2 separate regions of the Homo sapiens genome follow, and region 2 is linked to region 1. Evidence: read pairs that join two places in POLR2A ChIA-PET (ENCODE). Cell type or tissue: IMR-90. All regions are shown on one strand. Each heading gives the region's core, and the rest is flanking DNA. Links, peaks and the distances in the headings are about the cores only. Region 1 overlaps LINC03082 (long intergenic non-protein coding RNA 3082). Region 2 has its middle 98 kb from the start of LINC00396.

The links. ChIA-PET counts read pairs that join two places held together with the same protein. Peaks named below come from ENCODE experiments on the same cell type or tissue, not always from the same donor. Only the 100,000 strongest peaks of a DNase experiment are listed, where the experiment ranks them.
Region 2: POLR2A ChIA-PET joins it to region 1 with 11 read pairs; 3 of 35 experiments call an interaction of 5 or more read pairs at or near these places.

The regions. Positions count from the first base shown.
Region 1 is chr13:110,100,630-110,106,009 of GRCh38, reverse strand. All of the region lies in intron 1 of LINC03082 (long intergenic non-protein coding RNA 3082), which reads left to right. Among named protein-coding and RNA genes, the nearest start is that of LINC03032, 18 kb to the left of the region's middle. In IMR-90, for the core only: no CTCF peak of the experiment used is centred there; no DNase peak of the experiment used is centred there.
Region 2 is chr13:109,952,383-109,957,762 of GRCh38, reverse strand. No RefSeq gene overlaps it. Among named protein-coding and RNA genes, the nearest start is that of LINC00396, 98 kb to the left of the region's middle. In IMR-90, for the core only: no CTCF peak of the experiment used is centred there; no DNase peak of the experiment used is centred there; H3K27ac peaks cover 565 bases.

The DNA of each region.
Region 1 (5,380 bases), core at 289-5,288:
GTGCAATTCCTTACTGTGTTACTTGGCTCATAGAGGCACTTAGTAAATGTTAGGCATTTATTCTTAGCAATCACACTATTAACAGAAATAAAGGAAGCCAATGGAACAGTGATAGAAAAACCTGGAACTTGGGTTCAGAATGAACTCTTTCATGTTCTAGTTAAGTTTCTTCAGAAAAGTCAAAACTTCTTCCAACCTCACCCACTGCACCTCTAAAATGGGATAATAATGACATTCCCTCACACGGATGCCATGAGGCTGCAATGCATGGAAAGATGTGGAGTTGCTATTCCAAAGTTATTTATCACTAAAGTCATTCAAGCTCTGTTTTATTCCCAAGAAATAGGTAGGAGAGTTAAAGACATCTTGACTTTGTAGAATGAATGAGACCACATGTGCTGAAGTCCTTCAAAGTTTGTCAAGCTTTCACCATGTGAGGCACCACGATGGTTACTAAGGAGACACTGAGCAAGGGCCATAGATGTGGCTTCCAGTGTAGGTCTTGAAAAGGACATGACTTGTCCATGAACCTGGACTTGAATTCTGGCCCTCATTCCTCTCAATTAAGTGTCGCCGTGAGTGGCTGGGCCACTTTTGCACGGAGTTACTTTCGGTCAGCTGCCTCTGCCTGCCCTTGCTAAGTTCTCAAGAGAGCAAATGTCACAGCAGTCTGTGCCCTGGGAACAGGGAATGGGCCTCACACTGTCCCTCCCACCACATGGCCCCTGTCTTGTGCTTTAAAATATGACATCTAAAAAATGCAAACCTGCCAGTACACAGTGGAGTCTAATCTCATGATGTCAGAATGCTTGGCAGGCCTTGAGATATCGTTGAAGATAAAGCCGAAGGGGGCACTATGGGAAGTGCTCCTGCCATACTGTGGGGAGAGACTTTTTCTAAAATAACATAGGAACTGTTTGTCAGGGATGGAAGAGTTTGGTGGTGGTGGTTGTGGTCATGTCTTGGACACCATAAAAAAGGTGGGAGGAAAAATCTGCAGAGGACCTGCTGAGACACCGTGGGAAGCAGCCTGCATGGGGGCTGCCCTCTGGGAAGGAGCAGGCTGTGTCGGGCAAGTTGCTAGCTCCAGGGCCTGGGCACGAGGCTGTGCAACATGGGCCGGATTGGACTGCTCCTCACGGGACCAGCTTCTCGCTCACCTGGCAAGGCCCAGGCAGAGAAGCCTGAGGTGGGCTCCCACAATCACAGACCCAGTGCATTTGGAAACAAACAAACAAAAAACAAAACGCCAGCTCTGGCTCCCAGATATGGATGAGATGTTACTGTCCTCCTCCCACAGGCAGGTGCAGGGCTTAATCCAGGTGTTCTCAGACAGCGGTCCCTGCACCAGCAGCATCACCATCACCACCATCACCTGGGCTCTTGTTACAGGTGCAGATTCTGGGGCCCCATCCTGCACCTTGTGAATTAGCAACTCTGGGCTAAGCCCCAGCAATCTGCGTTTAGCAAGCCTGTCAGGAGACGCTGACGCCAGCTCAATTTGGAAGCTCTGGGCTTATTTAAACATAAGTCTGAAGATATACATACACATATTTAAAGTTATAAGGGGTTAAAAATAAACTGCTTTTTTCTAGTTATTCATTTTCTAGGAATTTATTGCCTTTCTAGAGATTTATTCTATGGATACACTCATATAAGTATGTAAAGATGTGGGCATGAGTTCTATTAGAAGTGAAAGTAATATAAAGGTTTATCAATAAAGCAATGGTTAAATAAGCTGTGTTGTATATACGATGGAAACCCAAGCTTCCTAAGTCTACATCTAAGTATTAAGATAATAAGGTAGGTTTATAGATACTCATCTATACACATGACTAAGATATGTTGTTAAAGGAAAAAAAAAACAAGTTGTAGAACTGTATACAGAATGTAATCCCCTAGTGTTTGTAAAAGGAGGCCACACACACACACACACACAAGCATATTAGTTTGTGTCTGGAAAATACACAACATGAGCTTGTATTAATCTAATAATATTACAACTACCCCATGATAAGAAACAAAAGTCAAAAAATTAAACGGAGAAAGAGTCTCCAGCATTTCTCTGGGCACTGCGCTTCCTCAAGCACCCCACTCTCTGGTCTGTTATTACCATCATCCTCCTCACACCAATACATAAACCCACTTCCTCATGACTGTCCTCCGTGCAAACCATGATAGAAGGTTTCCTGATCCTTGAAGGCATTAAATAGCCCTCATCACCTTTATTTCCAGACTAAATAGTTTAATTTCATCATCTAATTTCTCCTTAAAAACCTTAGTCATCTCCTTAGTTTTCTTGTGGAACTGTCTGTAGTTGTGCCAATTTAGAGATGTCAGGCTGAGGCATAATTAACTTCCCCGGATAGGTTCATGTTCTTAGGGTAGCTATGAATCAATGGTTAATCATGATTGCAGTGCTCAAGGTAATCATTGGCTGAGGTAGATATTCAATTGACAGGTAAAACAGGAGAACATTTTTTTTTTACCTTAAAAAAAGTGTGGTGTGAATAAAGAAATGAAAAGCATTTAGAGAGAGAGGTGAATGTTAAGGTTTTCAATAATCAGCTCTTGCCCACGAGCCTTGGCTGAGACAGGGCTTGACAGAGCCTCTGTACAGGGTTGATGTCCTGCGCCTGTGAGCCTGCACCCCAGGAGATCAAAGGTTCTGCAATGGGGAGCTCACGCTGATAAGATATTAAGACCATCTGTGAATCACTGATGTGGTCGGATTGCAAAGTATCAGCAAGGACAGCTGCCTCCACAAAGGAGCATGGATTCCCCAGGCTTTCCAGAGCCTTCTAAAAGACCTGCAGAAGAGAAACTAAAAGCACTGCTCTCTGCTCCAGTTGGGAGTGACAAGCCGCATGGGCAAGCATGAGTGCTTGCATGTACCTCTGTGTCCGAGACTGAGTGGAAGGGAGAAATTGAAGGGAACTCAGCCATGAGTAGATGTGAAGAAAGCACAGTTAGCATGCCAAATCTGAGTGCTTTCTTTCCTTTCACCATTCTTTCTGAAGTTCTTTCGTCACAAAAGATGTATTTACTCATTTTATTTGGGGAAAAGAGAAATATGGAGATAGGAGTTAGTTTCCGTGGAATTGTGCAAACCAGGTACAATTTTCATTTGGGTCCCGACTGTGTTGCAGGTAGCTTGGCAGATGCCCCAATGTAATAAAATCTGAATGCGGTTCTTCAACTTGGAATTCAGTGTTATAAGAATGAAAGAATTGTGAAGTATTGAAGCACAGCATGGGTGAATCATATGATGGCATAATGGCGGCTTGTAAACTGCTTTAGGCACACAGAGAAGGGGTAATCCAGGTATAAGCCCAACTTCCCTTGGGATTGGCAAAATTTCCTAGCATAGCTGAAGTAGTGGCTTATTCTTAGTGTTGGCCTGTTCTTTCTCCGAACTTTGCACTATCCTTTTATCATTTCTGCACTTAGTTTCTGTGTTAGTTATCTACTGCTACAAAAACAAATTTACTCCCAAGTTAGCAGTTTAAGCAACAACCAGTTATTGTCTCACATTTTCTATGGGTTAGGAATCTGGTAGAGGCTTAGCTGGGTGGCTCTGGCTCAGGGTCTTCCATGAGTCAAGGTGTTAGCCAAGGTTGCAGTCATCTGAAGGCTCCACCATGGCTATCACCCACGGCTATTGGCAGGAGGCCTCAGCTCTTTGCCACATGGGCCTTTCTGCAGGGCTACTTGAGCTTCCTCATGACATGGCAGGTGGCTTCTTCCAGAGCAAGCAATCTGAAAAGGGGAGGAAGCAGGGAGCCAAAGATCTTTTAATCCTATCTCAGAAGTCACACATCAGCACCTCCACCACATTCTAATTGTCAGAAGTGAATCTCGAAGTGCCTTGCACACGGAAGGGGAGGGAGCTGGGCTCCCCCTGTGAAGGGAGGGGTCCTGAAGAATTGGTGGACATAGTTTAAAACCACGGCAGCTTCCATGAGGTGGTCACACTCACTTAGTTGTTTGTGCATCCATTTATTCATCTCCCTATTTATCCAACACATTTCCATAAGTGCCTGCCAGATCCACAGCACAATGCCAAGTGCTAGGTAAGGGATGGGTGAGGCAAATAAAAAGGTAGTCCTGCTTCTCCCTCATCTGTCACCAACCCCGCATGCAGTGTTTAGGAAGATATAAGCAAGAGTAGTAGTTTAAAAAATATTTTAATATCTGCATGAGAATTTCTTAGAGGGATGGCGATGGTGTTGGTCTATGTTTCATTGAGGAACTATGTGGACAGTCACTTTCAGAGGGAAAGTAGGCTCCTGAGGGCCTCCTACATGCATGCTCCCCAGGAGCTGAAGCTGCTCTTCATGGAGGCGATCAGGTTCGAGTGCAATGCTGCAGAAGGCAGGCCGCTCACTGCCAAGGAAGGCACTCAGGTGAGCTTCAAAGGGCGCCTGGCCACAGGGAATTCTCACATTCAGCCCAAGCTGTCTGTGTTGCTATGATATCACCTTCTTCCCTATTTCCTGAAAACTTCCAGCTCACAGTGCCTTGTGTGAGAGAGTCCTCAAACTGTTGATCAGATTTGGGATCCCAGTGGAGGCTGGTGACCCTGAACTTTTGGAGATCCTGTCTGCTCTGTGCAGTGGATTGAATGTTTGAATCTTCCCTAACATTTGTATCTTGATCTTAACCTCCACGGTGATGGTATTATAAATAGTAAGTGGGGCCTTTGGGAGGTGATTAGGTCATGAGAATGGGCCCTGATGAATGGGATTAGTGACTTTATTAGACGGACCCCCAGAGAGCTCTTGCCCTCTTTTTACTATGTGAGGATTCAAGGTGAAGTTGGCCTTCTAGGACCCAGAAAAGAGACCTCACCAAAACTTGACCAAACTGGCATCTGAAATTTGGTTTTCCAGCCTTCTAAACCATGAGAAATAAATTTCTGTTGACGATAAGCCACCCAGTCTGTGGCAATTTGTTACAACATCTCAAATTAGCAAAGTCACTTTGGCACATTTTATAGTATAAAGTGAGGGTAGGCAAGGACTGAGCTGGTTGAGGTTTGTGAAGCAGGTGGGACAGGCACACAACCACACAAGGGAGGTGGGTCATCGTCAAGGAGATGGGGGTGGGGCATGTTGGGACACGGGCTCCAAGGAAAGCAGGACTCCAGATAGGCTACTTGATGGGGAGACAGTAGAGCAGGCAGTGGGTGGGACATTCAGAGAACACTGTAGAACTAGGAACAATGAAGGCAATGACGTGAGAGAACAGGAAATTACAATCAGAGATGGAAGTTTTAATTTGTGATATCACAGATTCAACATTCCTGGGTGGTCCAGGGTCTTCAGTATGGCCACGAAGTCAAAAGCTGAAAAGGAGCAGAGGTTAAGGTGATTAGGGA
Region 2 (5,380 bases), core at 103-5,102, 150 kb after region 1:
CAGGTTGAAATCCAGTTCTGTAATCCAGGCAGGGACTGTTCCCTGATGAAGACCTAGATCTAGTCCCTGGATGTGATCCTCTAGCTCCTGTTTTCTGCTGCTCTACAGAAAGTCCATCCTTGGGACTTTTACCTTTACCCCTTGACATACCCTTCTTTTTCCATAAGAAATCATCCTTGTTTGCTGATCAGTAGCTTCTTCTGTCTACAGGAATTTGGACATCAAGAGATTCTTTTCATTTGATTGTCTCTTCTTTTTTTGTGCAAAGTAGTGGTGTTTTCAAAAGCACAACTCCTTTAAAAACTTTGTGGGGTTCCTTTGAATCTGATGAGTGTTTATTCCATGCCCTAAAAGGCATACTTTTTGAGAAGATTTCTGTTTTCTTTGGGTTTCATTTGAGATTACCTTGGGCAAATACCTTTAAAATTATTAGATTCTTGAAAGTCCCATTTGTCTGAGAAGGTTTACCTAGAACTTCCTTAAATATGTCACTTGCTTGATACCCATATTCTTGACTTGATTTTGGCCTCAGACTTTAATTAACTTTGATAATTTTTTACCATTTTACTTTCAAATCTGGGAAACTCTGGGCTTTGTGTTTTATCCAATTCTACCTTAAAACCGAACACTTCCTTCTTAAGTTTACCTCTCTCTTCTTCTCCCTTATCCTTCACAGCCAGGAGAAATCCATTGGAACTTTCAACTTTCTTCCTGGATATGTCCTTAAGATCCATGAGTTCATTAGGCACATCTAAAAGAATGTTCTAAGTTACTACAGGTAATGGTTTTGCCAGTGAGTTGACAGCAAAACTGACTACATAATACAGTTAGGCTCTTCTCCAGCCTCTAGCAGCTTCATCAAGCCCAAAGCTAATGCTCTGGTTTTTGTTATGGGAGTGCCCACTTTTAGGTATCCATTTCTAGGTACTAGTTAGGCTTTATTTCATAGCAAATCATTTCAATATTTAATGGCTTAAATCAATTTATGTCTCATAATTTGGTGGGTTAGTTGGGCCATTCTGCTGGTCTGGCCTAGAGGCTGTAAAAGAAAAATTTTGCACAAGCATTTATTAAAAATATCAAGATAGATTTTGATTTAGAGTACCACAGTAGGGAAAAGACACTCCAGTATAAACTAAGCTCAATTCCCCCAAAACAAAAGGTGGGGGGCTGTTTAAATGGTGGGGCATGCTAAAGGAAAATTACTGAGGACACTGGGGAAAAACTGGGAAATGTAATTAGGCCACCTGTGTTTGCTAATTGACACATTCAAGTTAAGCTTTGTATGGTCTGAATGTATATCCCGAAGTTCATGTGTTGAAATCTTAATCCCCAATGCAACAGTATTGAGAGGTGGGACCTTTAAGAGCTAATCAGGTCATGAGGGCTCTGCCCTTGTGAATGTATTCATGCCACTGTCTCGGGAATGGGTTAGTTATCATGGTAGTGGGTTAGTTATCATGAGTGTGGGTTCTTGACAGAAGGATGAGTTCTGCCCTCTTCCCTTCTCTTGCATGCCCTCTCTCCATTTGATGCCCTCTACCAATCATACAGAGCAAGAAGGCTGCCCCCACCCCCAAGATGTGGCTCCTTGATCTTGGACTCCCCAGCCTCCAGAACCATGAGCCAAATAATCTCCTGTTGTTTATAAATTACCCAATCTGTGGTATTCTGTGATAGCAGCACAAAACAGATTAAGATGGGCTTCTGCCCTCCCAGGAGACTGGAAGACAGGAGCCCTATCTTTTTTAATGATTACATTTCAAAGAGTTGGCCCGAAGTCTTTGAGAAAGATGTTCCTGGGTTGTAAAAGCTACCTCTCAAAAGGATAGAAAAAAATATTTACAATTGCAAGTTTTCTAAAGTAAATGCTCCAAAAAAGGGAGGTCAGGGGCCTGCAATCAGGCTCTTGTTGGAACAAACAGTACATTCTTTTGGCAGCATTGAGCCTTGTCAGGCAGAACTTAAAGAGGCCAGTGTCATCATCCTAGGAATGTGGACTTGAGCTGTTAGAAACTGTGCTAGTGTTTGTTCAAGTATCTTCATGTGTGTGTGGTGGGGGTGGGGAGTACAAAATTGACAGGCTGCAGTTCCGACAGGTCAAGGTTGAGGCCAGATGAAGAGAATCCTCAGAGGAGCCCGACTAATATTTGGTCAAGGAGAGTCTTTGTCAAGCCATACATGTGGTCCCGATCATTTTCCAACTTGAGGAGGGCTGGGGGATCTTGGACAGCCTTACCTATGTATCTAAAGCTGGTGGTGGCTGCCAGCTGCTGCACTGACCCAGATTAGAGCCCCTTGTGCAGTGGCAGGAGTGTTGCAGGAGAGAGCGTAGGTGGAGCTGCAAACCCTCTTTAGCCTGGACTCTAGAACCCATGCAATATCCCTCTGTCACCTTCTGGAACAAAAGCAAGACTAGCCCACGCTCAAGGAGAGGGGAAAAATTCTCTACCTTTGATGAGAGGAGCTGCTAACTACTGTGAGTATGTGTTTTCTGACTTATCACAGTAAGCACATACAGACGTAAGACCCCCATCAGTATGTCACTCAGGATATTTTAAAAAATATATTATTGTAATTTCTCCAGTCATATGTGCATATCAGGTGATTCTCAGTTCCAGCCTCTTCCTTCTAAAAGGCAATTAAAGTTTTACTACTAGTAAAAAAACAAACATAAGAAGAACCATAACAAATATTCCAGCCAACCTGTATGATGTCAAACGTTTGTCATGATCTCAGGATGCCTCCATGTGCTTCAAGAGCATCCTCTAATGTAGTGCCCCTCAAGTCACCCTAAAATAGCTTCCTGTAATGCTCAGGTTACAGCATCTATAGGTTGGGGAAGTTCTCAAGGCCTTGCAGCTGGGCAATGACGGTACCAGAGTCCTGGTCCCTGGGTGCATGGCTTCGGCACCAACGCTTTGTCATCAGGCACCATGACCAGAAACCATACACACGTAAGGGAATCCAGAGTCCTGAAGGAGGAGAAATATTTGTAGCCAGAGTTGAGGGGAGACTTTGGGGCGCTGGATCCATCCAGTACCTCAGTTGTTCTTGACCACCCCTGCCAGAAGTTTCCCCAGATCCCCATGGGACAGGAGCGGTCTGCAGCCACCTCTTTTTCAGAACCATCTATTTATGGAGACGTTCATCCTTGTTTTGAATCAGAATCTGTCTCTTCATAACTTCCACCTCTGCCTCGAAATACCTTCCCTTCCCCCTGAGGCTCACAGCACAAGTCAAATTTCCTTTCTTTTATGACAGTTCTTTGAGTATATGAGGCAGCTTTCATAGCTGGCCTGAGTGCATTATCTGCCTCGGGCGAAATATCCCCATTGATGGTGCTTGGTGTTTTGATTATCCTGGTCTCTCTCCTCTGGAAGAATTTCAGTTTTTCTCTCTCCCACTTAAAAATTTTATTTAACTTCGGTACAAATAATACTTTTGAAACAGTTCACAATTAAAAAAAAAAAAAAAGGATCGGCCGGGCACGGCACTTTGGGATGCTGAGGCGGGTGGATCACGAGGTCAGGAGTTCAAGACCAGCTTGGCCAAGATGGTGAAACCCCGTCTCTACTAAATATACAAAAATTAGCCGGGTGTGGTGGCGGGCACCTGTCATCCCAGCTACTCAGGAGGCTGCGTCAGGGAATTGCCTGAACCCGGGAGGCAGAGGTTGCAGTGAGCCGAGATCACGCCACTGCACTCCAGCCTGGGTGACAGAGCGAGACTCTGTCTTTAAAAAATAAAAAAAAAATAAAGAATATTTGGGTTTTCGGGTGTTCAACATGAAGTACGCCTTTCCCTGCTCTCTGCTGCCCAGTCCCCTCTATTGTTCTCTAGATCTCTTTCCAGATGGGTATTTATGTGTAAGCAAGAAAAATAAATGTTTTCTTCCACTCTGTGATGGTTAATTTTACGTGTCAACTTGTCTATGCCTCATTACGCAGCTACCTGGTTCAACATCAGTCTGGATGTTGCTGGGAAGGTACTTAATAGATAAGATTAACATTTAAATCAGTGGGCTTTGAGGAAAGATGACCTTCCATAAGGTGGGTGGACTTCATCCATCTTCATTCATCAAGGATCTGAAGAGCAAAGACTCAGGTTCCCTCAGGAAGAGGAAATTCTGCCTTCAGATGGCATTTTGGACTTCTGGGATTGAAGTGTAGCTCTTCCTCGGGTCTTTAACCTAAGGGCCTGCCCGGCAAACTTTTAACCTTGCATCTCCACAGTTGCATGAGCATCTCCAGTGAGATGAACAGGTTCCTTAAAATGCCTGTCTCTCTACATATATGTATGTATGTATGTATGTATGTATATATGTATACAATCTGTATATAGATATATATACACACATATGTGTGTGTGTATATATATTCTCTTGGTTCTGTTCTATATATAGGCAAAACCCCCTGCTTTTTTTCATTCAAAATTATATTTGGGGGATTATTCTATATTAGAATATAAAGAATTTTCTATTTTGGCATTGTAGTGAATGCTGTATGAATATTCATTATATATTTCATGAGACTTTAAAAAATTTTAGGTGTTTCCAATTATTTGTTATTATTTAAAAATGGCACACTAAGTGACTTTATTTGCTTTGGATTGTGTCAGTTCATTTGCAGGACAAATCCCTACAGTACCAGAGGGTACACACTTTTTAAAAAAATAATTTCAACTTTATGTCCACATGTATTTGGTGTTTAGCTCCCACTTTTAAGTGAGAACATGTGGTCTTTGGTTTTCTGTTCGTGTGTTAATTTACTTGGATAATGGCCTCCAGCTGCATCAATGTTGCTGCAAAGAATATGATCTCTTTATTTTTTATGGCTGCATAGTATTCCATGATCTATATCTACCACATGCGCTGAATTCAATCCATCATTGACAGGCATCTAGGTTGATTCCATGTCTTTGCTATTGTGAATAGTGCTGCAATGAACATACAAATGAATGTGTCTCTTTAGTAGAATGATTGATTTCCTTTGGATATATGTCCAGTAATGGGCTTGCTGGGTCAAATGGTAGCTCTGTTCTAAGTTCTTTGAGGAATCTCCAAACTGCTTTTTAAATCTGATAGATATTAGCATGCTGTCTTAGAGCTGTTCTTATTCATGTGGCCACCTGCAGTGGATAAGAGTAGTGGCTTCTGTCAGCACAGCATGACATCAAAGTTATAAGTCTTTGCTAATCTAATAGGTCTGTATTAGTCAGGGTTCTCTAGAGGGACAGAACTAACAGGATATATATATATATATGTATATATATGTACATATATACATGTATATGTATATGTACATATGTATGCATATGTATATGTACATATGCATGTATATATGTACTATATATATGTAAAGGGTTTATGTAAAGAGGA